Linked DNA regions of Homo sapiens: all the other regions are linked to region 3. Evidence: chromatin loops called from intact Hi-C (ENCODE). Cell type or tissue: heart right ventricle. All regions are shown on one strand. Links, peaks and the distances in the headings refer to the core of each region. The heading gives the core; the rest is flanking DNA. Region 1 overlaps PRICKLE1 (prickle planar cell polarity protein 1). Region 2 overlaps PRICKLE1 (prickle planar cell polarity protein 1). Region 3 has its middle 180 kb from the start of LINC02461.

Region 1 (10,545 bases), core at 3,837-8,836, 860 kb after region 3:
CGGGGTTTCACCATGTTGGCCAGGCTGGTTTCGAACTCCTCACCTCAAGTGATCTGCCCACCTCGGCCTTCCAAAGTGCTGGGATTACAGGCATGAGCCACTGCGCCCGGCCTTAAATTTGGAATGTTAATTTCTGCTTTCAAACTTTTCTTCCATATATTAATATTGTAGTATATTTTAGTATATTGAGACCCTGTCTCAAATAAATAAATATTTATAGGGTCTGGTGACAGCTCCAGACCCTATCTCAAATAGATAGATAGATACAGCCAGGCGTGGTGGCTCATGCCTGTAATCCCAACACTTTGGGAGGCCGAGGTGGGCAGATCACCTGAGGTCAGGAGTTCGAGACCAGTCTGAACAACATGGAGAAACCCCATCTCTACTAAAAATACAAAATTAGCCAGGCGTGGTTGCGCATGCCTGTAATCCCAGCTACTCAGGAGGCTGAGGCAGGAGAATCGCTTGAACCTGGGAGGCGGAGGTTGTGGTGTGCCGAGATTGTGCCATTGCACTGCAGCCTGGGCAACAAGAGCGAAACTCTGTCTTAAAAAAAAAAAAAAAAAAGATAGATTGATAGAGAAAAGGTTTACATATAATGTGAAAATATAAAAATTCACTTATTTTATCAATATAATTTTTAAATGATAATTTCCTATAATCTGCCCTCCCCTGGAAACCATACTACTGGTTTGGTATTTATAGTATCTAAATAATTTTGCAATGTATATGTCAGCTTACCAAATATTACTTATAACAATATGATTATACTGTATACTGGGGTTTGCAATTTAATAAATGTTGGATATGTTGCCATGGTACAGCTCTCTCAATATTTATTGGAATATATTTTCTTAGTTTCTTAACATTTTGGTAGCTTTTCAGTAGTGAAATTTAAGAGTGTATCAAACCACAGATGGACAGGTGTTGAGAGGGTTGCAGAGCCTAAGGTCAGAACCTAAAGTTTTTTATTCAATTAAGCTGAATGCTAGTTTAATTATCTGTTCATGAAAAGTAACAAACATTTCCTGGGTTGGGGGAAGGAGTATTTCAGAATAGTTGGGAGTAAGGGTTAGGGTGGGCAAAGATGGCAGTGTGTCTTCAGTAGTAGATAACAACCCTGAACAAGGTCAATGAACGGACCTGGTCCTATATTCTCCCACACAACTTGGGCTGTGGACTCCAGACAGCACAGCTGTAAACACCTATCTGGTATTAGTGTCATAATCAGCTATTGAGTCTTTAGAGACCCAGGAAATACTAGAACTGGTGGAGCTTCTGGGAGCATCTAGTTAGAGAGGGAGGTGCCTGGGGGCTGCCTTGGAACAACAGGGGTGAGGAGAGTTGTGGGAGAGTGTCAGGAGGAAGCCAGTCCAGAACTTCAACAAAGCAGTGACACTTCTGTTTCTATATCGAGATGTTTATTTCATTTTATTTATTTATGTTTTGGAGACAGGGTATCACTCTGTCACCTAGGCTGGAGTGTAGTGGCATGATCTCACTACAACATCTGCCTCCTGGGTTCAAGCAATTCTCTTGCCTCAGCCTCCCAAGTAGCTGGGACTACAGGCGCCCGCCACCATGCCCAGCTAATTTTTGTATTTTTAGTAGAGATGGGGTTTCATCATGCTGGCCAGGCTGGTCTTGAACTCCTGACCTCAAGTGATCCACCCGCCTTGGCCTCCCAAAGTGCCGGGATTATAGGTGTGGGCCACTACGCTTGGCCGAGATTTTTTGTTTTAGTTGGAAAGTGGATTGTGTTCTCTCCTCAAAAGTTCTAAACATTGACCTAATCCAAACTCCAGCATTTTTAGAGATGAAAAACACAACACCTTAGAGAAGTGATTCCTCCCATTGTCACATAGTAATTGACAGATAATAGACATTTAAGTCTCCTAACTTCAAACCCAGTGCATCAGGGTACTGTGAAGGGAGAGTTTACCTCCCTCACAAAGGAAGGAGGGTCAGGGAGGGGATGGGTGCCTAGGATTATTGGAGTAGTAAATCTAAAGAGGGATTGGGTGTAGAAAACGTTAAAGAACCAGTGCTCTCTAATCACATTGCTTTAAATATAATCAAAGGGGAAAGAGTAATTGGAGACCTTGGGAAACTGCAACCTATTATAAAACTTTATAATGCCTGTTAGCCCTAAGAAGAGCTTGGTATCTGCCTTGGGGCCCTTCCCTGGGGATGCCACAGACCCAGGTAATGGTAACTAGAATTTGCAAATGTTCAATGACCCACCAGGGTATAATGACCAATCGGGGATACAACAGAAATGTTTAAAATTGACAAGAAAGTAACACATTTGGCATAAACTTTCAGCAGTAACAAATTTGGAAAGAAACAAAATATCATTACAGTGATTCCTTTGGATATTAGTTTCTTCATCTGGGTAAGATGTAGGATCCCAAGGGTTTTGTGAACTCTACATTTGTATGATTGATTTTGTGATTCTTTTAGATACCTATCTACATAGTCAGAACAACCAAACTGCTGTTCTGGAATATGCTCGCATTGAAAACTAGAACTGCCACCCTATTTAATACTACATCTGCCAACTGCCCCTCAAATTTAGGTTAGATGTCATTTGTGATTATCAGAGCCTTTGATCTCTCATTTCTATTAAGAAACCTGAAAGACATCTAATCATTTAAATACATTCTTCCTAGATTGCTGGAACTTACAGTAGTTATAAATCCTTTCAAATGTCTGATACCAAGAGCAACTAACTCTTACCCTTAAAACTAAAAAGGAGGTCTTTTTAGAAGGGAAAAAATGAAGGCAAGGAGCAGAAAAGACCTCAGGGTCACTATATACACAACATGGAAGAACCAGGGATTAGCGCCAAAGTTGGCTTTGTACTGTGTCCTTTATCTCTTTCTACCAGACCCAACGCAGCTGGCTGACATTTGACAAACAAAATGCTGCCTCTTTATTTCTCTGCCTTTGGCATATTTCTGATTTTCTATTATCCTCTCCTCCATTAGGACATTGTAGTTCAGCTTGACTTTAGATTAGAAACAGACTTGTACAGGTATAGTATACTTATGAGGGCCTGAGAAGAATAATGTCTGAGAATCATTCATTCACTTAACTCATGTTTATTAAATTTGTCTGCTATGTGCCAGGCATCATTCTAGGTGCTGAGAATACAGTAGTGAGTCCCCAAAGTCCCCAGCTTCTAGGAAAGGAGAAAGACAACGAACGATAAACAAATAGACATGTAAATACCTGGCAATGCTAAGTGCTTTGCAGACAAATATTGCAAATGGAGGGAGGGTGATATTTTAGTTAGGGAGTTGAAGCCTTCTCTGTAGAGATGACCTTAGAGCAAAGACCAGGATGGAGCGAGGGAACCAAGCCCTGTGAATTTTTGGGCTTCCTTTCTCAACTGGCCCCTAAAGTGTGATCTGCAAGCATGAATATTCCACCTGGCTGAAACAAAAGGATGCTGGTTGGGGGCCTTGCTCTCCATTCTGCATAAGTTCACCCTTGACAATAACAACCCCTTTCAGACCAGACTAAAGTCTGTTTCATTGAGATTGAACCTTTGTAGGAAGCTTGCAACTGTCTCCACACTGCTTCATCACTAAAAACGCTTACAATGGGTAATAAACCATGACAGTACCTGTTGAAAATATAACAAAACGTATTTACAAGTAACTGCGTTAGAGGAAGCACATTTACAATGGCTGACATTTAATAGTGATAAGTGCTGCTATAGTTTGTAGTTGGAAGTATTTTGTTGCCTAATGTAGCTGTCCTTTAAAAGCTATTCCAAAAAGGGTCTGCCTGGCTTAATGTATTCACCTGCTGATACTCCCTTTATCATAATCATATGATATTTCAGAGTTTGATTTAAATCAATAATTGATTGCGCATTTCTCCTATAGGTAGGTAGCTGAAATCTTCCCTGAGGAAGCCCAAACAGAGTGAAGTAGGAAAAAGGAAATCTGACCTAGGTATTCATGGTTAATTTTACAGATCCACAGAGGAAAATGGTAACCTTTGAAGTCTTCCCACAAATCCCTAAACTAGGCCTAAGGCCAGAAGAGTTCTATATCAGAACGTTTTGGGAATCGTCTTCAAAACCGGAATCCATTTGGCCAATAAAGAGTCTATTTGAATTACAAATTGTGTTGTCCGAATCAGTGTTTCCAAACTAGTCTACCAGCAGAGCCACAACTTTTCTGTTTCTGCCACTTTAAGAGAGTAACAAAAAAAAAAAAAAAAAAAAAAAAAAAAAACTTCTCAGCTGCCTTACTTTGTAGCTGAGATAACAGAATTTGGCCACAGAGTGATTTACTTGACTGATCTATTTATGGCAACTTGTTTATGTATTTTTAAATCACAGTTACAATGAGCTATTGTTCACGTGTATACTGTAGAACCACATAGGTTGCAAATCAATCCCAAGGAATCCTGATGGTACAGGATTATTTTTTAGCTTAAAAAAAAAAAGATACCAAAGGAACTGGTGACCACTTTAAATTGCTTTTATTTACTGATATTTTACAAATTGATGAAGCTCTTAAATATTGCATTTTCCCCTTCATTCTCTTGGTATTTCTATCACCTTGTGATAAGGAGGCTATAGTGGAAACTAAAATTTGTAGTTCAGAAGAGATTAGACCTCTACTGATGAGTACTAATCTATCATTTTTTTTCTGGGCTTGCTTTGAGGATATGTTTTGCTTCTCTTGACCCTTTCTGTAGACAACTGAAGCCAAACTCCACTTTCTCTCAGTGTACCTACAAATAGCTCAGAAACAAGATTAGCTTCAGTATGGGACACTTCCTTGTGTTTGAATAATGATATTCACTTAACCTATTTGTAAAAACTCTCAGTAGTGTACTTGAGTTAGTACATCGCGTGACCTGGCTCCTTTTCTTTGCTGTTATTTACTGATAAAAATAAATCTCCTGCGCTAAGCAGTAGGAATCACTCCGAAATGCAGGGAAAGTCCTAAGAGAATTCATATGCTAATGAGCCCTTCTAAGTGAGAACTTGCTTAAATGTGCCATTTGCTGACATCATTGTTATGGGCAGAGTGGAGATGATTTCTTTAAGAGGTGGCCTTTCATATTCTCCCAGCGTTTCGTGGCCCGCGCGTGCACCTGCGGGAGGGGGAAGTTTACATAAGCGTCCTAGGGTATTTGCATCTTAGCGGCTTCACTCACTGGGCTCGGGAGAATGGAGCGGGCGGGCGGCGGTAGGTGCTCGAGCCGCTAGGCTGGCCAAGGGGGTGGGTAACTTTTCGAGGAATTGTGCGCGCGGGACCTCGTGGAGATCGGCCAGGGGCACGGTCAGCAGTGACAGTTCCTGGAAAGCGGGCGGCGGCGGGAGCAGGCTGGGCAGGCGCCGCCCGCGGGCGGGAGCGGGGAGCTGGGTCCGGCTGGGATCGAAGGGCGGGATCGGCAGGAAACGAAATGGTTACTTTTTTTTTTTTTTTTTTTTTTTTTTTTTTTTTTTTTACTGCGGGCTCTGATTACTTTTGAAGATCGCCGGCCCCAGGCGGGCTCCCGGCGCTGAGCGGAGACGAGTTTTTCTCCCCGCAGAGGAGGATCCTGGAAGGACGCGGAGCTGGGGCTTGGGGGATGCAGTGGCCTGGACGAGGTGACTCCAACCCGGGGGAGCAGAGTCCGTCACGCCGGCAGGGACCGAGGGTCTCTGCGGAGCTGGAGGACCTTTTGTGGGATGCCTCACGGCTGCTGAGGGGCTGCAGCGGGTGAGGATCGCCGCGCTGCGCCGCCAGGGAGCTCGGCGGGGACCGGCCGGGGGGGAAAGTGCGTCACGGCGGGGCGGGGGCGACCCCTCGCCCGCCAGGCGGGGCCAGCACCGGGACGCGACCCGGGGGCGCGGTCCGCTGCAATGTAGTGGGGACCCGGTGCTTGCTGCCCCACCCTGCTGGGGTCTCCTCCGGAAATGAGTGGGTGCGGGTGACTCGTAGGGCACCCAGCCCTCTGTTCCTTCGGGAGTCCTCCGCTCCCGCTCCGGGCCGCCAGCCTCCTTCAGACGCAGAGCGGGCGGGCGGCTAGTGCGCGCCGAGGGCTCAGGGGCCGGCGCCGCGAGGGGCTGCAGGCCGCGCTCGGCCGCTGTCCGGGCCGCAGGTGGGAGCCGCTGTCTGGGTCCCAGGGCTGGATGGCAGCCGGCGGCGGGGACTGAACGCGGGAGGGCTGCAGGGTGCGCGCCGGCGAGGGGCTTCTCGTTGGAAGCTGAGGGACAGACGTGGGGACCCGTGGCTGCTCGGCCCCACCGTCCAGCCGCAGGGCGAGTGCTGCTCCGTGGAGGTGACACGGCGCCAAGAGCGGCGCGAGGCTTTCTGCTGGAGGAGGGTAACGGGGAATTCGAAGGCGACTGTTCTATGCTGGAGGACAAGGGGCACTGTTCTCTCGGGGCTTCGCGTCGGCGCCGAGGAGGGGTTCGCTCGCTGCCTCTGCGTCCTGAGCTCGGCCTCTGGCTCCTGGGGCCGGGGACGCAGAGAGGGGCTGGAGCCGGTCGACCCACGGCCCAGGGCGCCCCCTCGCGGCCTAAGCAGCGGCCGCCGCCTGGAGCGCAGAGTTTGCGGGGCCCAGGGGGCGCCGACGCCCGCTCTGAGGCGTCTCTGCTGCTGCGGCGGCGGGGATGGGGACGACCCAGGGGACCCCCTGCAGCCATCACTGGCAGCCCCATCAAGAATTGGCCGGCTGAGTTTTCCCAAAGTACGGTGACATCCTTTCCTTCTCGCTTCCTCCAGCCCCATTTTTAAAAGCTCGGCCTTTCCCGTTAGTCTGTGTCCTTATAAGCCAGGCTATGTGTGGAATTTGTTTTTACAACTCGAGTCTTGTGACTTCTCAAACACTTTCTTGAAGTGTTTTCTCTGGAAACTTGTTTCAAATGGGTGCTGTAAGTTTCACAAAGAGGAGTGTTGTTCAGGAGCCAACAGGTGACGGGGCGAAACCTGAGTCTGTGTGTACATTGGAGTCAAGTCTGGCTGCCGTTTCCTCGGGCCACTGTTGAAAATAGAAATCCAAAAAATCAATAGAAGACTGAGGAGAACACGATTTTGAGAAAATATCTGCATCCCCCATTATGGAAAATAATGGGCTCATTAGAGCACCGCCTTGTGTGGTGCCCCTCATTCCATGGCATGCATTTTGGATTTTGTCTTTACATACTCGTGTGCGGATAATCTGACCCTAGAAGCGCCGCGCTGGCGGAGGACCAGGCTTTGTCGTCATGTTTCCTCCTTTTGTTTCTTACTGTCATGGAATGTACTTGTGCATGAAATTAGAATGCTTTGAAAGAGTTCCACATTTCCTCTTGGAAAAATGGATAGTTTCTTGACCATTGGGTGATGTGTGATAGCCCACTCAGCTGTTGGGAAATGTACAAGCTGGATGGAGGTTTACCTCGAAAATGCTGGACGGAGGTTTACCTGGAAAATACAGAAAATACTAAAGGGCATATGGCCTAATGCCACTAATTGCTCGTATGGAAAACTTAGTAAAGGAATGTTTCATAAACAATATCTCCTGATAACTTCATTATGTTTTTATTTTTCAAATAAGTGAAATTGAATTGGGCTTTGTTGGCAGTGACTTTGTCTTTAGTAGACAGTAAGCACTGAATGCCCCTTGAGTGTGTGAAACCTTTAAAGAAATGACAGTTTAGTGTCTCTTTTACTGGAAAATTCACATCTCGATTGAAGTTAAGGACATCCTAAACAAGGAAATGTGTATATCCATAAGGGTGGTATATTTTGTATTGTGAAAAGAATGGATGTGTGACATGTTTCTGTACTGCTAAATTAGTCTGTAGTTAAATTTAATTCACCTGCATATGTAGTCTGGGAGAATTGGAGTAGCTTTTGAATGGAGAACCTGTGATCTGCATCTTCCATGCACTAAGGCCTTGTTAACAAGCAGTTTAACAAAGAAGCTGTTAAGCAGTTTGTAGCCCACGGATGGCACTTAGCAGCAGGGGACACCTAGGGAATGTTGGCCTAACTGACTTCACAAATCAGTATCTGTTCTGGCTTTTGGTGATCAGAGGATTTCTAACTTCCCTGGGCATGTTCACACAAGAAATACTTTTTCATAGGGATCTTACAATGCCATGGTAGTCTTCATATAGGAACTAGAGTGGGATTGCATTGGAGAAAAAAATGTAATTAGGGATATGACCTTATACTTCATTTTCAATGGCAGGCCCTGACAATTACTGTTTTCTATTTGCATGATTTTGATTTGGTGACTTGGTTCAAGAAAATTATGAATAATAGGAATCATACCAGACCTGATATACAGTTACAACCTCAATATGTATCTGATTAAACTCATTCTCCTGAAATCCCTCAAATCCTCACTCCCCTTCTGAGTTGCCCTAAGGTACTTATGTATTGGTATGTCAATCACCTAATACTCAAAACTGTCTTTGGCCCAATTTCTTCCTTTCCTATTAGTTCCTTTTACTTTCCCTCCCCAAGTCACTATGTGTAAGCTTTCTTAGGGACAGTGTACTAATTGGCCCCTCTCAGGTTCTTTATCTTTTTCCTGACCATCACTACCATATTAATCTTCTTTAAGACCCAGAAGTATCTTGTGGCAGTCTCCATTCATGTCTTTTGCAGCTTCCCATTGCCTGTAGTGATAAGCCCACAGTTTTCTGCCTGAAATGTGTAATTCTTGAAAATAGGATTCAGACACCATTGCCATCTGTTGTTGCTTCTTTGGAAGAATCTGTCTTCTAGCAAAACCGTCCACTCTTCACTGCCTCTGGACCTTCATATACTGTGCTGACTTATTAAGCTCTTTACAGAAACATAGTTATGGCTCATTTATGTATATGTCAAGGTCAATCAAGATAATAATCCTTAGCTATCCTGGAAGCAGCATACAGACCAGTAGAAAATGAAATGATCCCCAAGTGGCCAAAATAGCATAACGAAATAATAAACCTTCTCTTTAGTTTGAATAACACCTTCTCACACTGTATGCTATCTTATTTCACCAGTGGTTACTGTGCTTATAGGAGAAGTCCTTAAGCCCTTGTCCATGCCATAATTACTACATAGATTTTTTTTTGGGACAGGGTCTTGCTGTATTGCCCAGGCTGGTCTCAAACTCCTGGGCTCAAGCAATCCTCCCACTTCAGCCACCAGGTAGCTGAGAGTATAGGCATATGCCCAGCTTCTGTGTACTTTTAGACAAACTTTTTCAAAGAATGGTTGCCTAATACCGGAAGCAACAAATTTTGAAAGGTTTGGAGGTTGTTGGCTGTGGGCAAAAGAGAAAGGCACCTTAATAAGAGACAGGTAGCAGGGATCAAAACATTATGAGAGCAGGGAGAAAAAAACCTACAAAAAGTTTGCTAGTTATCATAAATGTATGGGTCAGGGGCCATTCTGTTTCTTGAATCCCGAAGCCAGTGTTTTCTACTGTGCTCAAAATGAAAACAAATGATCAGCCGAAGGCTAAATCACATATAATTTTTACACGTGCCACCACGAAAGAAAGCAAGGAGATGAATAATGGAATTTTTTTTTTTTTTAAGATGGAGTTTCGCTCTTGTTGCCCAGGCTGGAGTGCAATGGCATGATCTTGGTTCACTGCAGCCTCTGCCTCCCAGGTTCAAGCAATTCTCCTGCCTCAGCCTCCCAAGTACTGGGATTACAGACATGCGCCACCATGCCCGGCTAATTTTGTATTTTTAGTAGAGATGGGGTTTCACCATGTTGATCAGGCTGGTCTCGAACTCCTGACCTCAAGTAATCCACCCACCTTAGCCTCTATAGTGCTGGGATTACAGGCATGAGCCACTGCACCCGGTGGCTACATTTCTTTCTAAGTTCTGGCTTTTAATGGAATAAATGTCAGTTGGCTCCTTTTGGCATTCCCCAGAACCGTTCAATAACAACTTTAAATATAAGGATGAATGAATGAATGCAGTGAATGAACCTAGAAAGTAAATTTCACAAAGGAACCCCTCATTATATCACTGTGTTATATGAATAAGGCCATACTTGAATTTGGGGAACAAGCTTTACCTAGAAAAACTGTCATGCTCCATAGACCACTACACATGCTGTGTGCGAATGTGTGCACGCACACACGCTATGTGTATGGTATTGGAGGCTTTATGTGGGGACTGGTTAGAAGCTGCTACCGAAGCAGCTGGAAACGTTGGTCAATAACTTGGCAAAATTGTCTGCCGTTCAGAAGGCTAGAGCTCTCGCAAGCTCAAAAAGAAGATGAAACTCAGGTTTTGTTATTAACATATTGTTTCAATTCCATTTGTCACTGGTTAGCTTCAAGAAAGTCTGTTTAGTCCCAGTGGAAGCAGCAATGCCAATTGGTACGTTGCAATAGGAGCTTTAATTCTTTATGGTCGTGAAATTCTTTTCTGTTTTAAAACATCCTTAGACCATCTTTGGAAGGCAAATAGTGGCTATTTTTTAAAATCAGGTCTCAAGATGTTTGTTGACTTGTCAAAGCTTTGAAGACATCAGGACCAAGTTTACTGAATGCTGAGAGCATCAGATTCCATTCCCTAAGTATAGC
Region 2 (8,236 bases), core at 1,328-6,327, 860 kb after region 3:
TTAGCACAGGATTGGTTAATGCATAGTTGACATTCATTTATGATTAAGTTTGCTACAGCATTTTAAGACCAAGACAATAAATCTGCCTTAGAATAGTCAAGAATACTGATGTTTTGAGCTGTGGTTAGGTAAAAGAATGTAAAAAAATACACTCTCAAATGGATCCCACAGAAGTGTGTATACATATGAGAGAGAAAGAGGGAGAGGGAGGGAGGATGATGATGCAAAAGCAAATGGAGCAAAATGTAAACCATTGATGAGTCTGGGTAAGGGATGCATCAGAGTTCTTTTACTATTGCAACTTTTTGGAAGTTTAAAGTAACGTCCAAATAAAATTGTACCAAAAAAAAAAAAAAAAAAGTATAGGGCAGGGCCACTGTTAGTTCATCTAAGCATGGTTCTACAAAAGAAAAAAGAAGCATCATAAAAAAAGTTTTACTCTGTCATAACCCCAACTTTGAATAGTTCTATTTCCATTATAATGCAGCCTACTTTTAAACCTGATTCTGCCCGTTTCATGTGATCAACCTTAAGAGACAATACCTGAAAATAAAGTTATTAGAATTTTTCTATTAGGTCTGATTTACCTGTGGTCTCATATGCTTGGCTTAAAGCATGATGTTTTGGCAGACCACATTCAACCATGGTTAGGTATCCTCAGGAAGACCTTCAGCCATGACCCAGAGCAGAAGGAATGGCCAGGCTCCCTTCTTCCTTCTGTGCTACAAAAGTAAATACCATATAGTGTTTTAAATGCCTAAGGAAGGGTTATTTGTGAGGTCATATATATATATATATATATATATATATATATATATATATATATATATATACACACACACACACACACATATATACGTATATACATATATACACATATATACATATGTATATACATATATATAATATGTGTATATATATATATTTTGTTTTGTTTTGTTTTGAGACAGAGTTTTGCTCTTGTTGCCCAGGCTAGAGTGCAATGGTGTGATCTCGGCTCACCGCAACCTCTGCCTCCTGGCTTCAAGTGATTCTCCTGCCTCAGCCTCTCGAGTAGCTGGGATTACAGGTGTGCACCACCACACCTGGATAATTTTGTATTTTTAGTAGAGACGGGGTTTCTCCATGTTGGTCAGGTTGGTCTCAAACTCCCAACCTCAGGTGATCCACCCGCCTTGGCCTCCCAAAGTGCTGGGATTACATGCGTGAGCTACTGCGCCTGGCCACGTCTTTATAATTTTTAGTGTAACTTTTTACAAGCGTAAGAACTGTGTTTAGCTGCCACTGCTTTACCCGACTGATATACTTAAGAATAGACTCTCAGGATCTCTTGGCAAGTACAAGCAATCTTTAAAAATAAGAAAGAAGTCAGGTGCCATGGCTCACGCCTGTAATCCCAGCACTTTGGGAGGCCGAGGCAGGAGGATATTTTGAGTCCAGGAGTTTGAGACCAGCCTGGGCAACATAGGGAGACCCCATCTCTACAAAAAACAAAAACAAAAAACTTTGGTGTGGTGGCACATGCCCGTGGTCCCACCTACTTGGGAAGCTGAGGTAGGAGGATTGTTTGGACCTGGGAGGTAGACAGGCTGCAATAAGCCATGATTGTGCCACTGCACTCCAGCCTGGGTGACAGATAAATAGGAAAAAGAAAAATCTAAATTGAAGTTTTCGTGTTATCAGGTAAATAAGTTGCTAGAAGCCAGGTGCCGTGGCTCACGCCTGTAATCCCAGCACTTTGGGAGGCCAAAGCGGGCAGATCCCCTGAGGTCAGGAGTTTGAGACCAGTCTGACCAACATGGAGAAACCCCGTCTCTACTAAAAATACAAAATTAGCCAGGTGCAGTGGCTCACGCCTGTAATCCCAGCACTTTGAGAGGCCGAAGTGGGCAGATCACCTAAGGTCAGGAGTTCAAGACCAGCCTGACCAACATGGAGAAACCCCGTCTCTACTAAAAATATGAAATTAGCTGGGTGTGGTGGCACATGCCTGTAATCCCAGCTACTTGGGAGACTGAGGCAGGAGAATCTCTTGAACCTGGGAGGCAGAGGTTGCGGTGAGCCAAGATGGCGCCATTGCATTCCAGCCTGGGTAACAAGAGCAAAACTCAAAAAAAAAAAAGAAAAAAGAAAAAAGAAGTTGCTAGTGATGATGTAGCAACTCTTAGCACAGCCTGGTCCCAGTGGAGGCCATGCCATATAACTTTTTTTTTTTTTTTTTTTGAGACGGAGTTTTGCTCTTGTCACCCAGGCTGGAGTGCAATGGTGCGATCTTGGCTCACTGCAACTTCCGGTTCAAGCAATTCTCCTCCCTCAGCCTCCTGAGTAGCTGATATTACAGGGACATACCACCACGCCCAGCTGACTTTTATATTTTTAGTAGATTTGGGGTTTCACTAGGTTGGCCATGCTGGTCTTGAACTCCTGACCTCAGGTGGTCTGCCCCCGCCCCCCCCCAGCCTCCCAAATGCTGGGATTACAGGTGTGAGCGACTGCACCCAGCCAACATTTTTTTAATGTTTGTGTTTTGATGAGCTCTGAGAACTTGCGAGTGAATGGTTTTGTCATTTTAAGTATTCTCTGATATAAAGGAAAAAGAAAAACTTTCGTCAGTGAATAAACTCTGAACCAAGTGCTCATGAGGCCATTGAATTTTTACAATCCTTTTTGACTGTATATCCTTAAAATGCCTTCCGTGGGTAAAGTGGACTACCTTCCAGTTGTGTCATTTTGTGTGTCTGCAGCGCAGGTAGCTTGGCTGATTCACCAAAGAAAAAGGAATTGGCTCCATCAGCACTCCCCCCCTGGAGGCAGTGTGGGGTTGCAGGGGTTTAGGATCACAGCCAAGACCGGTCCTAAGACCACTTACTGACCTTGGGCAATTGACCCTGAGGGACATTGCTCTGAGGCCCAGTTTCCCCATCTGTTAAATGAGACACCACTTACCGTGGGTTGCTTGATGCAGTGATTAAATGCCGTAACACTAATGGTACCAGCCAGGCATGGAGAAGTAAGTTAGCCATCTGCTAAAAAATGAAACAGAAAGCCATGCCTGTAATGAAAAGGGTATTGTCACTCATGTCCTTCAGTTGGACTCTTTACTTTGTGCATGAATGACAGTCAATCCTCAGTGTAATTTGTTGAAAGGCTGGAATGAACTTGTGGGAATTGTAAGATTGAGATGTGGCCAGAACTTCCAGGTGATTGGGAGGAGGGGATGGTGGGATGGTGGCATGTAGTGCTAACGTTGATTTACCTTGATTAGGATAGTAATTTACTGCACATTTTTCACAAAAAGGCTAATCAGGGAGTACAGCTGTAAAAGTAATTCACATCTTCGGCAATCTGTATCTTTGTGCTGGCTTGGAAAATCCATGGCTTGTCTTAATTTGTGATGTTTTCTCTTGTTTTATAATCCAGTGACATTTAATTTTTAGGTTCTATTTAATATTTATGTTCTTTGTAAATCTGCAGAGCAAATACCTTAGTGTCTCCCTGCTTAGCCTGATTTAGCAGGGGGCAGATGTTCATATTTCATGATTTGGGTTAAATTTCATTGAAGGCACTCATTCTCCTGGTAGGAGTTTTAGAGTTACTAATTAAATTCTTAACCTCTGGTTCTCTTCCTTTGACATGTGGGAGTGGTTTTTTCAAAATATCCAAGACATTTTCTGACTCATTAACACATCCTTTTTTATTGAGGAGTCAGAGGAATACGCCTATGTTTAGAAAGCCTTTCCTTAGTCAAGACATGAATGAGTCGCACCTGTGTGAAATGATGCCTTGTTTAAAAGGTCATAACCTCCCAATGGTAGTGTAGGAAATGAGGTCATCTTCACTTCTTGTTCAGGGTGAATGAAAGTTAAATTTATTAGTTGGAATAATATATGTGTGGCATTGCTCCTACTGCTAATAAAGATTGTAGCTATGAGGTGCTTGCCCTTCATTTATGAACTGTTACAATGTTAATTTTCTCAATGTCCTATCATTTATAAAAGAAAAACCATAAATTTTAATCAAGTTTTATTTTATTTTATTTTTTTCGAGACGGAGTCTCGCTCTGTCGCCCAGGCTGGAGTCCAGGGGTGCAATCTCAGCTCACTGCAACCTCCGCCTCCCGGTTTCAAGCGATTCTCCTGCCTCAGCCTCCCGAGTAGCTGGGATTACAGGCACCCACCACCACGCCTGGCTAATTTTTGTGTTTTTAGTAGAGACGGGGTTTCACCATGTTGGCCAGGCTGAGCTCAAACTCCTGACCTTGTGATCCATCTGCCTCAGCCTCCCAAAGTGCTGGGATTACAGGTGTGAGCTACCACGCCCGGCCAATAATCAAAGGTTTTAATAGGTAGTATTTTCCAACACTCAGTATTTAGAGTTGAATTGAGATAGTCACTGAAAAATGACTTAGTCTCAGGCTGAAAGTGTATGGCTTTTCACTGCCTTTTACACTTGTTTAAGCAAATGAGAACTTTTTTTTTTTTTTTGACATCCTTCCTGAGATGGAAGAATGTTTATTGAGGCAGAAGAATTTTTGGAAGTCTGACATGTCAGTGTGTATGTGTGACTAGACTCTGGCTTTTAGCCATATGACCTTGGACAAGTCTCTTGACTTTCCTGAATCTTGTTTTCTCTAAAATCATTGGGTCGGGATAATTATCTATAATTTTCTTTCTTTACATCATTTTTTTGTGGGTGAAAGGCCCAGGTATAAAAAAGCTCCATCTCTCCATCTGGTTCTGAAAGTTCTGCTATTATTATTTTTTTCTTTGTGCCCTGGGATGAGGGATGATTTTAATAATCAGAAGATACAAAGAACATAAATGGTGATAGCAAAGTTCCTGGGTTCTAGGGCAGGGAATGTTGTCTTGACACTTTTATAGCCCTTCATCCAAGGAGGCTTTTTATTCAGAGGAGGATTTACATCTTACTCTGCCCATAGCAGGCTGATGACATTTCACACATACTAGGCACTGACTGCATAACTTTTCAGCGAATGCCTGCTTATGATGCAATTAAACATTAACAGTCACCAAGCTGGATTTTATTTTCACATAGTACTGTATTCAGTGACTGTTTGTTGAAGGAACTCACTGATGAATGTCTGACTGACTTTAGCCCTTAGTAAAGGCTTGAGGATTTAATGTGCAGTATAAGGATTTAATTGTGCTATTTCTATTTTGTGTGTAAACTCAGTTTAGTGTCTTACAAAACATAATTAGAAATCTGAAACCTAAGCAGTTTGGCTGAGTGGACCCACTCTCAGGAGGCAGCACTGCCTCAGTTGGAAAAATTGCTTAGGAAATACAGGGGTGCCGAGTGGGGTCTTGAGCCATTTTTCCTGGGGCATAGTAGTGGGCAAGGCAGGTAGCCTGACCCCGACACTTCTTTCTACAACTTACAGTATGTCACAAGGATTTGTGGGCAAGTTAGAAAGTCAACACATCAACTTTCTTGAGAACTTTTCTAAGGAATCGACTGTAGAGAGGCACCTTTTAAAGGCTCCTGGAAATAAACTAGCTTTGGTGGCATGTTCTGAAATTCTGAGCTGGCAAAGAGACTACTACCAAATTATATAGCTCTAAATTTTAAATTTCAGGGGGCCTGGGGCCTGGGGGTGGTGACAGTAGTAATTTGGTTACTTTCTCTGGGCCCAGCTGTCTGTTAACAGCATTCAATAAAAGCTCTGGGTCGGGGGTAAGAGAAATGCATTCAGGTTTTAGATGTCTTTGTTTTTTCTTATATTGTTCACAGCAGCCATTGTTTGATGTCCTGTGACTGAGAAACCAGGCTTTAAACTTTATGCCTTTGGAGATGGAGCCCAAGATGAGCAAACTGGCCTTTGGCTGTCAGAGAAGTTCCACATCAGATGATGACTCTGGCTGTGCATTGGAGGAGTACGCCTGGGTCCCCCCGGGCCTGAGACCAGAGCAGGTAGGAACTTCATCATCCTATATTTACTCTTTGTTTTTCAGTGTGAGTTCAGACTTTAGAACATTATTTTGTAAATGGATAGAACATCACTGAGATGCTGGAATACCACCCTCCTCAGTCCTTATTCTTCTTTGTATGGCTTTGAAGTTTTACTTTTGAAGGTCATATTTAGTTTCTCAATGGAAGTTTCCAATCTCGTCGTACCCATGGTTCCAGAAGCCTCATAAGGATCCCATTTTTGCTCTAATGAATGAAATCCAGAGTACTACATATGCATTGGTTATGTGTATTTCGGATGAATCCCTCTTGAGAGTGAGAGGAATTTCCCTTTTAAAAAACTTCTGTGACAACAAAAAGGCAATAAAAGAAAAGAGAAAAGTTTCCATGCCAGTTCTCAGCAATGCTTTTGCTTTGGAAGCGAGATAGTGAGCTATCAGAAACCCTCTGAAGTGTTACTGCTTAGACGTTTGACCTTTGATAACTTTGCATATAAAAGAGCCTGTCACTTACACCACAGGGATTGGAAAAAAAATTAAAGAGTTAATTTTATGCTTTGTTTGTATTGTTATTTTAGGGAAGATGAGAACATTCCATATGCCTATTTAATTTTCCCAATATCTTTACAATGATTAACTTGTTGAAAATCACTGGCGATATTATTAAAAGAGCAGAGGCATCATTTGAAAATAAAGTTGACAGTGGGGTATGTGGTTGCTTTGCTTCTGATGTTAGGGTTCTGTTTCCTGTAGGGTGGGACGTTTTATGAGAATAGGGTATCCTTATTTATCCATGGCATAGCACAGTACCTGGCACGCATGTAGCTGATATTCAGTAAGTGTTTATAACTGTAAAAAGCTTCTAGAGCTGATAGAATGGGGAGAGGGTGGAGTGCTGGTGAAGCAGTTAGAAAAGCAATATTTTGACAAACTACTTAGAGAGAATCCCTTCTTACAACTTAGAGTGGGTAGGTTTTGTGTGGTACTAAGGTATTGAAGTAGACAGGCCCTAAATTCCTGTCTCCTGTCTTTTTTTTCTTTTATTCCTTCTCAGCTCTGCAGTATCCTTTGCAGTACTCATTAAGGGATGTTCCTTTAAAGACATCAGAAAAACAAACAAGCAGAAATTAAGTTTTCCTTTCAGAGTGAGCAAAGTACAGCTCAATGTGGCTTCTCTCCAGTTTGCCTGGGGAGGCTGACTTCAGGTATTCAGAAAATAGCACTCATGGAAGCAAAGAAAGCTGATGTTTGAGAGAACCTGATAAAGAAGAGTTTACAACATTTAGCAAAACAGCCTTTGTCTTTGTGTTGTGTAAAATTCAGAGAGCAAATTAAATGTGTTCGTGTAGTGGCTGGATTTTGGACCATTTCACACAGTCTGTGTAGTAATTTGCAGGATTCACCCAGGACTCTCTCTCTTGCTGATCTCTTGTCTGACCCCTTGGAAGACTGGCTGAGGAGGAGTAGTCTTTTTTTTTTTTTTGAGACGGATTCTTGCTCTGTCACTCAGGCTGGAGTGCAGTGGCGCGATCTTGGGTGACTGCAACCTCTGCCTCCCAGGTTCAAGCGATTCTCCTGCCTCAGCCTCCCGAGTAGCTAGGATTACAGGCGTGCATCACCACGCCCAGCTAATTTTTGTAGTTTTAGTAGAGACAGGGTTTCACCGTGTTGGTCAGGCTGGTCTCGAACTCCTGACCTCAGGTGATCCACCAGCCTCAGCCTCCCAGAGTGCTGGGATTACAGGCGTGAGCCACACCACCGGGAAGAGTGGTCTTAAATGTGCATATTTTATGGTGCATAATTTATGATGTCCCTAATTGTCACTACAAATTACATTCCTGAAGAGCAATTTAGCAGCTGGGTGCTAGTTATCTGAAGGTTTGCAGTTCTGCTGAGTTGGCTCAGCTGGTCTTCTCATTAGCTACAAGAGGCCAAACCCTGTACCTAGGGAAAGGTAACTTTTAAAGATTAAGTGAGCTGAGATGCTCAGTTCTGTATGTTGATGCCATTCTCACTGTCTCTTTTGCAGATCCAGCTCTATTTTGCTTGCTTACCAGAGGAAAAAGTTCCTTACGTTAACAGCCCCGGAGAGAAGCATCGGATTAAACAGCTTTTGTACCAGTTACCACCACATGATAATGAGGTAAAATAGCAGGAAGAAGGCTAATTAGAAAAAAGAAGAAAAAATGCATGAGAAGCATTGAGATGCTGCTCATAAACCCCAACTCCTCACTGGCGAGGGCTCCCTTTTGCCTTTCTTTAGTTAAAATTTGGCCAGAGAATACAGCTTTCCATTCTTTGAGAGAAAG
Region 3 (10,545 bases), core at 2,322-7,321:
TTGTAAATTACCCAGTCTCAGGCAACTCTTTATAGCAGCATGAGAGTGGACTAGTACAGCCACTGAAATTCAGAAGTAGGTCTAAGATTTCCCACTGTTGAAAACATCACTGGCTAGGCACGGTGGCTCACACCTATAATCCCAACACTTTGGGAGGCCAAAGCAGGAGGCTCACATGAGTTCAGGGGTTCAGGACCAGCCTAGGCAACGTAGTGAGACCCCATCTCTACTAAAATTTTTTAAAATTATCAGAGCATGATGGAGTATGCCTGTAGTCTCACCTACTTGGGAGGCTGAGGCAGGAGGATTGCTTGAGCCTGGGAGTTTGAGGCTGTAGTGAGCCATGATTGTGCCACTGCACTCCAGCATAGAAGACAGATTGAGACCCTAACTATGAAAAAAAAAGAAAAGAAAGAAAACATAACTTGTTTATCCATTGCCTCATTTAAGAAACACTGTTTATATACGTACCCTATGAAGAGCTAGGGATACAATTCTAAGTACGTAACTTTTCAACCCTCATCATGCTTACATTCTAGTGTGGGAGCTAGGCATATGCAAAGTAAGTGAATTTGGTTGTGACAGTGCTATAATTCAAGTTGGTGCAGGGTACAATGGGACAAAGAGGAAGAATTAATCTGGTTCATTTAGACTTGGGCTGTGTAGTGGGAAAATATTTTATAAACCCTGCTCATATCTTCAACACATGAGTAGACAAAGCCAGCTTTAAAAATTAGAATTTTTTTTGTTTGAAAGGAAAGGAAATCCGAACTTGAAGAGGCTCTAATCAAAGGCTTTTCTTAGAGAAACCTTCTGGTTACAGCCACTCTGTGAGCTGGGGTAACATAGGCCTCCCCCTCACTGCAGAGATGCTGGATAAGATAGAGCAGCAGCAACCACAATATGCATAGCCAAGCTCAAAGTGCAGAGGGAAATGAACAGTCATTCTAATGTTGTATACTCAGAAAAATAGCAATAAATGTGGAATAAAGTTATTTTCATACAAAGACTGTGTTTCCTACTCATGGACCCTTGCTCAATGACCTACTCATGGACCCTTTACTGACCATTAAAATTTTTACATCAGTAGTAAAGGCATGGATCTCAGAATGTAAATGCAAAGATTTAGTTAACATTTGTGTAAATCTGAATAAGCCCTGACTGCAAAAACTAACAATAAAAATGTCCTTTTTTAAAAAATTAAAATGCTGACCTACAACGAGTTTGAAAGAGGTAGGAGGGTGATTTGTAATTAAAGCTTTCTGAAGATCTCATTTTCTTTGGGAATAAAGTAGAGAGATAAAATTCAGACTTTAGTTAAATAAGCATGTTTAAAATTATAAGGGTGACTATTGAAAGTTCTAACTTCTAAACAAGGATAGGAGAAAGAGAATATAAACAAAACTTCATCAAGGGAGGAGATATGGAGGAAAATAAAATAAGCAAAGAGAAAGCATGGTAAAAAATAGCACAAAATAGGCAGTAAAACTGAATCAAGATATATCAGTAATTTTGGTTTTGTTTTCGTTTTTCAAGTCCAGCTTATGTGCTTTAAAGAAATGCATATAAAACGTAGTGATTGAAAAAGTTAAAAATAAGGGGTTGAGGAAGAGATATTTTAGGTAAGTATGAACCTTGTAGAATTACTAAAATTTGCAAAATGTTCTTTAAGCCTAAAGCATTGGAAAAGGTAAAGACAGTTATTACAAACAACTATTACTGAAAAAGTGTCCTGATCCAGACCCCAAGAGAGGGTTCTTGGACCTTGCCCAAGAAACAATTTGGGGTGAGTCCATAGAGTAAAGTGAAAACAAGTTTATTAGGAAAGTAAAGGAATAAAAAATGGCTACTCCATAGGCAGAGCAGCAGCATGGGCTGCTTGTGTAAGAATACTTTATTTTTTCATTATATGCTTAACAAAGGGTAGATTATTCATGAGTTTTCTAGGAAAGGGGTGCGCAATTCCTGGAACTGAGGGTTCCTCCCCTTTTTAGACCATGTAGGGTAACTTCCTGATGTTGCCATGGCATTTGTAAACTGTCATGTTGTTGATGGGAGTGTCTTTCAGTATGCTAATGCATTATAATTAGCATATAATGAGGAGTGAGGATGACCAGAGGTTACTTTCATTGCCCTCTTGGTTTTGGGGGGTTTTGGCCGGCTTCTTTACCACGACCTGTTTTATAAGCAAGATCTTTGTGACCTGTATCTTGTGCCAACTTCCTATCTCATCCTGTAATTAAGAATGCCTAGCCTCCTGGGAATGCAGCCCAATAGGTCTCAGTCTTATTTTACACAGCCCCTATTCAAGATGGAGTCACTCTGGTTCAAATGCCTCTGACACAACCAGAGAAAATATTTATCAGAAACTTAGGGCAATCCTGAACCCACGCACCCAAACTCATAGCTTCAAAATATAAAAAGTAAAAATGGACAGAACTACAAGAAAAAATGTGAAAATGTAATGGTGTCAGAAAATTTAATTTGGATATTAAAAACAAAACTTCCAAACAACTTGTAGGTTGGAGAAAGACTCAGTATATTTTGTAATTTTAAATAAAAGCAAAACACGATCACAGCTTGTAAGATCAATGTTAGCAACAAAAGGAAGCAAAAAGAAGACAAACTAAGGATAGGACCTGTTTGGGAAACCCTGGGACACATGAAGAGAATCATCTGGCCTGATATTCCTCCAGATGTTTTGAACTGAAAGACTTCTGAACTTTCTGAGCCTACAGGAATGGCCAGCCTCTCCCTAGTATGAACCAGTACACCCTGCATTCTGGAAGATGATGCAGAGGCCCCTCTTCCACAAAGTTTTAGGTACCTCTTTCTGGATCTGCCCTTCCCTCTCCTCCTGGGCACTAGGACACTGGACCTATAAGTAGGATTAAGTCACAGCATGACCCAGCTAGGGACTTACTGGGCTTTATAACAAAGGAAAAGAGATATTTCCCAAAGGAGCTGCAAGACCTAGCCAACATGTACTGGCAGAAGCTGGAGAAGTGGCATTTGAGGGGGCCTGCCCTGCTGAGAGTTATGGAGATAGTCAACAGAACACGTTATCTAAAGGGTCAAAATATGAGGGGAGTCAACAAGGGCATTACTCAGCGTCTACCAGTAGAAGACATCAAAAGAGGCCAAGCACAGTCATTCTTTGCCAAATTTTTGGACTTGAGGCAATTTTCAGACTCAACACCCATTGACTGAGGAGTGGCTTGGTCCCCAGGAGGAAAGACTGCCAAACCCCAGTGAATTTATATGCTAATAGTTTTCCCAATCCTTCCTCTGAAACATCTATGGACATTTACTCAGATATTGTGCACTAAGGAAATGGGAACGTCTATGCATTTCAGAGACCATTAGATACTGTGTCTGAGATAATACTTACATCTGGAGACATGAAATGTCATCATAACCATTAGGATGGGGTCCAGATAATAAATGGAATCCTGGCTATGTTCTGATTTATATGGGGTTCGCTAGGTCCATAGATCCATAGGTCCACCTGGTGATCATTCCTCTAATCTGAAGGTACAACTGGGATTGAAACACATGGCAGTTGGTACAATTTCACATTGGGTCCTTGGCCTGTGGGGTGAGATTTGTCATAGTAGGGAAGATGGAGGTCTCCAAATCTCACACCCAGTCTGGAAGTCTTATCACATTGTGGAGGTAGTGATATTGAGGGAGGATGGCAGAGATTAGTGCCCTTAAGGATCTAATGAATCCAGGTTCCGGGGATAGTGTTTCCCATCTTATTTCCATTTAATTCACCAGTTTGTATGCTGAAGAAACTGGATGAATCCTAGAAGATGACTATAGCCTACCACAAACTCAACCAAATAGTAATTGTCAACACAGTCTTGGTGGCAGAAGTGGTATCTTTGCTATAACAGATTAATATGACCTCAGACACATGGTCTGCAGCCACTGATTTACCAAATTTGTTCTTTTCTATCCCCAAAAGGAAAGAAGATTAGAAATAGTTAATAATCACATGGATTGGACCCAAAAAGTTACATTTACAATTATGCTTCACCTCAAGACTGTATTAATTTTCTCATCTTCTGTGACAGTCATACTCCAAAGAAATATGGATCATGTGGTCATCTTTGATCATCACATTGATCCATTACATTGATGGTTATATGTAGACTGGATTAGATGAGCAAGAAGTGGATGATGGAGGTCTTGTTAAATAAAACATACCCACTGCAGAGGAGGGGAGATAAACCCCATAAAAATGTCAGAAACCTGACAGAAACCTATGAGTTTAGGGATTTTAGTGATCAGAGCTCTGCTGGGACATCCTGTCCTGATAAAAATCAAACCTTCGTATCTTACAGCTCTTACCATGAAAAAGAGAGCAAAATAGCTGGAAGACTTCTTCGGGTTCTGAGGCAACATATTCTACAACTAAAAACACTGCGTTGGCTCTTATACTGAATTATGGGACAGTGTGTGAGTTCTATGAATTGGGTCTAGAATGGGAAAGGGCTTATAGCTCATTCAGGTTGGGGTCCAGGCAGCCCTGCCACTTGGACCATGTGATCTGACAGGCCCTATGGTGCTGGAAGTATCAATGGTGAGAAAAATGTCATGTGGAATTTGTGACAAGACTTAGGCAAAGAATCACAATGCAAGCCCTGGAGGTTCTGAAAAAAGGCCATGCCATGTGCAAAGAATTATGTTTTTCAAAACAACACCTGGTGTAATATTCTGCTGAAAGCCATTTTATTTTACTACTTAAAATTAGTTCACACACCAATGTTTCATTTTAATATGAAAATCAGCATAAAATAAGGACATAAAAAAATCCCTGATAAGGGTACTAAAGCAGAAGTAACACAAATCATGCTCAAATGCTGGAGTTGGTGCCCCTTTGACATTATGAGTCACAGTCAGTAGAGGATGCTGTTGCCTTTTATAAAGCTTTTCCAAAGAGCTTTCAAGGACTGTGACCTCTAATAAGGGCAGGAAGGAAAAATGAAAGTGAGTAGCAGGGATGGTGACTTCCTGCTGAGCAAAATAGCAAGGACTGAAATAGCTCTCAGAAGGCAAGGGAGATTATAAGCAGATGGAGGCTTTGGTGTCAAAACTGCCCTGAGAGCAATCTCTAAGGTGATTTTAAAGACAAGGAAACTAGATAATTGAGGTGCTTTTACACTGCTATCTCCTCCAGCATGTAATATAGTCATCATAAAAGTAGACTATTGCTGGATTTTTTTTGTAGCCTAATCTTCATTAAACAAAATTGTCCTAACATAGGATTTTGATCAGGATAACTTTAGATTTACTTCATTGCTTTTTGATGTTTTGGCAAGGTCAGGTGTGTGTACTGAGGTTTGCAACATTTTTCCTATTGGCCCAGACTGTAGGTTTCTTTCATTTGTGCATAGAGATGTGTCTCAGAATATGTTCACAAATCATGATAGAAGTCATCAACACAGACATTTGAACAGGGCTGGGGGGCCTTTAAGAGGGCAGGAGTAGATAATATGAGCCAAGAATGAATACCAGTTCTACCCTTCTCTGCCTGAATTCAAACAAGTTGTTCCACTACTCTTATTTCTTTGTCAGTTTCTTGATTTCTTTGTTTGTAAATTATTCACAGCAGTGGTTTAGCCATCAGTATGTGTTAGCTATTATTCAGCAATTGTTTCCGTTGTCTCGTTGCACTTTCACAACAAGGTTAAGATGTGGGTGGATAAAGTATTTTTGTCATCACTTTAAAGAGGAAAAAGAGGATGTTAGGAGAGTTTGAATTGTATGCTGCATTCTTACACCTAACAAATAAGAGTGGGATTCCAATGCAGCTTTGTCAGAAGTCAAAAACCATGCTCTTTTTTTGGTAGATTGCACCAATGTTTCCGGTGTAATCGTTCACTGGCATGAAGATTACCTGTGCTTCCTGGTGAAAGGCACCTGCCAAGTCAGTGGGCATGCCCTCAGGCCTGGGGTTCTGCATTTCAAACCTGCTCTCAGGTGGCCAGCAGCTCAGCAGCATTTCCTGGGAGCTCATTAGAAATAAGAATCTTGGCCCCAGATCCACTGAATCAGAAGTTACATTTTAACAAGATCCCTAGAAGATTTATTTGTTTGTTAACTTAGAAAGCATTGATCTAGACCAAGAGGTAGGCAAATTTTGTGTAAATCACCAGATAGTAAATATTTTAAGCTTTGCAGTCTCTAGTGATTCTTTTGCATGTTAGTCTTAGAAGTGCAGGTTTGACTCATACTTTCCTCCTTCATGAGGGTAGAGTGGTTCTCTGATGAATTAAGGTCTCAATAGGGACATGTAGGTACTTCTTATCTTTGGACAGACCCATCAACTTTAGGTTCTAAATGCCTGCCTGATAACAATATATCTTCTAGTGGAAAAGCACCTAAGTCTGTGAGCACTGAAATTACAAGTGAGCAAAAGTCTTTGACTCCATGTAAGTCTTAACCACCATTTTTTGGTGATTCTTTGTAAACTCTTAAGTACAGCACAAATATACAGCACAAATATACTGAAACAAGAATCTTAATGTCAGTGTTGATAGGAACACTGTGGGGTTCTTGATGGAATGCAGATGGGCTGCATCACAAGGAACTCTGATTGAAAGTTCTAGAAAAGGCCCAGGAATCTTCCTTGTAAGCCTATCTCACAGGTGATTCTGAAGCAGGTGATCCAGGGATACCTTGGAAAACCCTAGCTCTAGCCACTGTACCTGAAACTAGATTTGGTACCTATGGTAGAAGATTATGAACGAATTCTCAAGAAGAAATGACAGTGAGATTTCAAATGATTTTTTTCTTTTAATTTTGGTGACTGAATCTGATGTCCCCAAGTTTACAAAATGGCTGGATATATCCACTAGAGGTCATGATTGAGTCTATATCAAGACCAGATTACTGTTAGGATTCTCACATATTTTGGTCTCAGAATCACTTTAAACTCTTAAAAATAATGAAGACCTCAAAGAGCTTTTGTTTAGGTAGGTTATATATTTTTATTTAGTTGAGAAATAAAAACTGAGAACCTCTAAAAATATGTATTAATTTATTTTCAAATACCTATAATACACCATTACATGTTTATATAAATAATATATTTTTATGAAAAATAAACATTTTCCAAAAACAAAAACATGATTATTGAGAAAAATGGCAAGTGTTTATGCTTTTGTAAATCTCTTTAATGTCTTGCTTAAGAGAAGACACCTGGATTGTTACATTACTTCACACATCTTGGAAAACTACACTGAAAACTCTGGGGCAGTGAGAGTGACAACTGCTATTACTGTCATAGTATTAGGAAAATAGTTTTGACCTCATAAAACCCCTCATGAGACTCATTTGAGGACCCCAAGATTCCTAAGACCATACTTTGAAAAACACTGCTTAGAATAAAGATAAAGCCAGCATTTCACAACCTGGGGAATAAAAGTCTAAATTTTTTATTCTGGCATTTCAGACCTTTCCAATCTGCCACCAACCATCTTTTCTAATGTTTATCTCCTATTTCTCTACTAGCTAAAATTTGTAGTTATACCAGTTGGTATTAATCTTCTCATTATTTTCCTATTTTTGGGTCTCTGCTCTTGTGTTTTTGTGTCTCTGCTCATTTTAGTTTTTCTCATTGAATCACTCTCTGTTAAATCTTCTGTATTAGCACTGTATCAAATATAAGATTTTTAATTACAAACTTTCAGTTTGAACTTTCTATGTTCAGAGTAAGCTACCTTTCCAGAAATATTTTTCTTACTTTTAGCCTACTGCCCTTGTATTAAATGACATCCTTAAATATTAATGTCTATGATGGTCATTTCAGTATGAATTCTGTTTCCCTTTGCTAAGTTGAAAGTTCTCTGAGGATGCCTTTCTATACCAATCACACTTTGCACAGGTTTTTTTTTTCTTTCTGAACATGTAGCTAGTACTATTTTAATGAATAAATGACAGAAACATTGATTTTTTTACATAAAGATGCTGCTACTGATGTATTTTAAATGAGATTTTCCAAAAGAATAGTCAAACCCTTTACATAATTTCATTAAAATGTCAGAATTTCAAAAATCAAAGAGAATGACTCTTAAGACATGAATGAGTTTATGATATTAATATAGAATCAAAGCTGATAATACATTATTTAAAGTGCTACTTAATTCTCAGGATCACCTTCATTGTATGGCAAATGGAGATGAGCTAAAAAGTGGAACTAAATTCAACTGTGATTTAGAAGAAATTTGGGAACTTTTTTGTAAGTCTTTTATATACAAATGGTAATTTTAGGTGAACATTTCATAACCTACAAAGTGTCATTTGGAAATAGGTTCATACAGACAAGCTGTATATTTCATAATGATTTTCTTTTTATTCAAACCATATAACTAACATAGCTTGTACCTAATTTTATGTTTATGTATTTTTCATGTTGATGTATATTTCTCCAAAAAGTCATACACAAAGTTTATCTGTTTTCTACCACCATTTATTAGGCTGTCCATCTGAAAAGTACCAGTTCTAAACAGATTTGAAACAGCAAAATATTCCCTTAGTATTTAACAGACAACAAGAATGAATTTCTCATTTTCCATAATGTTTTCATCCCTCCCTTGCTGTATCCAGTTTAAGATTTTCAATTGTAAACTTTCAAATTTGAATTTTCTGTGTTCAGAATATTTTTACTAAAACATTTGAATCACTTGAGTGCTTTTCCCATGGTTAAACTACAAGAAAAGAACAGGATTTATACCAAACCGTTCATTCGATCCAGCCAAACTTCCTAAAGAGGGTCCACATTGTAATTTTCTATTACAGTGAAGAAAACTTTGACATTCAACAGATCAGAATTTAAAACTCAGCTTCAAATCTTTGGTAAGTTAGTACAATCGGCCCTTCACATCCATGGATTCAACCAATGGCAGATCAAACACTTTTTTTTTTTTGAAATTGCATCTGTACTAAGCACGTAGAGACTTTTCTTATCATTATTACCTAAGCAATACAGTATAACAACTATTCACATAGCATTTACATTGTATTATACATTATAAGGAATCTAGAGGTGATTTTAAGTATATGGGAGAATACAAATACTACACCATTTTATGTCAAGGACTTGAGTATCTGTTGATTTTAGTATTCATCAGATGTCCTGGAATGAATCTCCCATGGATACTGAGGGATGACTGTATAAATTTTTAAGACTATGCTTCCTCATTAATTAATTATTATTTATTTATTTATTTTTGAGATGGAGTCTCACTCTGTCACCCAGGATGTAGTGCAGTGGCACGATCTCAGCTCACTGCAACCTCCGTCTCCCGGGTTCAAGCAATTCTTTCTGCCTCAGCCTCCAGAATAGCTGGGATTACAGGCGTGCGCCACCACGCCTGGCTAATTTTTGTATTTTTAGTAGAGACGGGGTTTCACCATGTTGGCCAGGCTGGTCTCGAACTCCTGATCTCAAGTGATCCACCTGCCTCAGTCTCCCTAAGTTCTCAGATTACAGGCATGAACCACCCCACCCAGCCCTATTATTATTATTATTTTGAGACAGGGTCTTGCTTTGTCACCCAGGTTGGAGTGCAGTGGCGCCATACAACTCACTGTAGCCTAGACCTCCTGGGCTCAAGTGATCCATCCACTTCAGTCTCCAGAAGTGCTGGGATTACAGGCATGAGCCACCGCTCCAGGCCTCCTCATTAATTTAAAACAAATAAACAAAAAGGATAGTAATATTTACCTTGCAAAATTTTGGTCCCTTACTCAAATAATTATAATTTGTAGGGTACTTTATATGTGTTATCTTTTTTTCTTTTTTCTTTTTTTTGTAAATCATACTAAACTGGCAGCAATGCTAATGGGCTACATGTGTTATCTTATTTAATCCCTGTAACAAACATACGTGATAACTATTGTGATTTTTTTCTCTTCATATAGGAATGCTATTTTTAAACATTTTTTTCTGTTTTATTGCAAATGACTTATATAAAACAGAGTGCACAGATCTTAAGTGTTTAGTTAAATGGGTATTGACAAATGTATATACTCAGTAACTGATACTGCAATCAAGGTTAGTGGTATACAGGCTAATGGTATACCTTGAGCAATTATAATCAACCTGCTCAAGGCTGTATAGCTAATTGTTGAGCTGGGAATCCGACCCTAGGCGGTCTGGTTTTAGGGTTACACTCTTACTCCTCTGTTACACTCCTCCCCCTCTGGGGCTTTTAAATTTGTTCCTGCAGTTCACAGACAGGGAACATTTGGTTTAAAATTATGCAAATCACTATATTTATGATATTTATTTACACTATATTTACATGACTTACACTTATTAGTTTGCACATTTTTAAACCAGGTTTACTGAATTAAGTAGTTATTTTATTAAATGTAGATACAGCCCAAATAGCTTATAACAGATTATCCAATGACAAGAAAGAATTCTCCTTTTATAATCTCTTTCAACTATGTTATTAATCATTTCAGGCTTTAGACCCTTATGCTTGTTTTCTCCAAGCTCGGAGTCCACATAGGCTGATGATAAGAAGT

The links. A loop is a pair of places that touch in the nucleus more often than their neighbours do. Peaks named below come from ENCODE experiments on the same cell type or tissue, not always from the same donor. Only the 100,000 strongest peaks of a DNase experiment are listed, where the experiment ranks them.
Region 1: it touches region 3 in a loop (14-fold over the local background); 47 of 110 quality-filtered maps call a loop at or near these places.
Region 2: a loop joins it to region 3, with 3 times the contacts of the local background. A loop is called at or near these places in 47 of 110 quality-filtered maps.

Annotation. Positions count from the first base shown.
Region 1 is chr12:42,478,945-42,489,489 of GRCh38, reverse strand. All of the region lies in intron 1 of PRICKLE1 (prickle planar cell polarity protein 1), which reads left to right. Among named protein-coding and RNA genes, the nearest start is that of PRICKLE1, 110 kb to the left of the region's middle. RefSeq lists enhancers at 3,114-3,853, 4,643-5,551, 6,268-6,387, 7,602-8,213, 10,223-10,312 and silencers at 5,738-5,997, 6,068-6,117, 6,508-6,577, 8,527-8,727. In heart right ventricle, for the core only: CTCF peaks have their summits at 6,349 and 6,548 (motif pointing left); DNase peaks (open chromatin) are centred at 5,269, 5,619, 6,519, 7,199 and 1 weaker place; H3K4me3 peaks cover 3,770 bases; H3K27ac peaks cover 4,842 bases.
Region 2 is chr12:42,470,080-42,478,315 of GRCh38, reverse strand. It overlaps PRICKLE1 (prickle planar cell polarity protein 1), which reads left to right. Exons shown (of 8, transcript NM_153026.3): 2 at 5,752-5,931; 3 at 7,957-8,070. The coding sequence starts at 5,800. Among named protein-coding and RNA genes, the nearest start is that of PRICKLE1, 120 kb to the left of the region's middle. RefSeq lists an enhancer at 2,906-2,975. In heart right ventricle, for the core only: no CTCF peak of the experiment used is centred there; no DNase peak of the experiment used is centred there; H3K27ac peaks cover 2,450 bases.
Region 3 is chr12:43,333,474-43,344,018 of GRCh38, reverse strand. No RefSeq gene overlaps it. Among named protein-coding and RNA genes, the nearest start is that of LINC02461, 180 kb to the right of the region's middle. In heart right ventricle, for the core only: CTCF peaks have their summits at 4,710, 4,914, 6,667 and 6,871 (motif pointing right); no DNase peak of the experiment used is centred there; H3K27ac peaks cover 1,779 bases.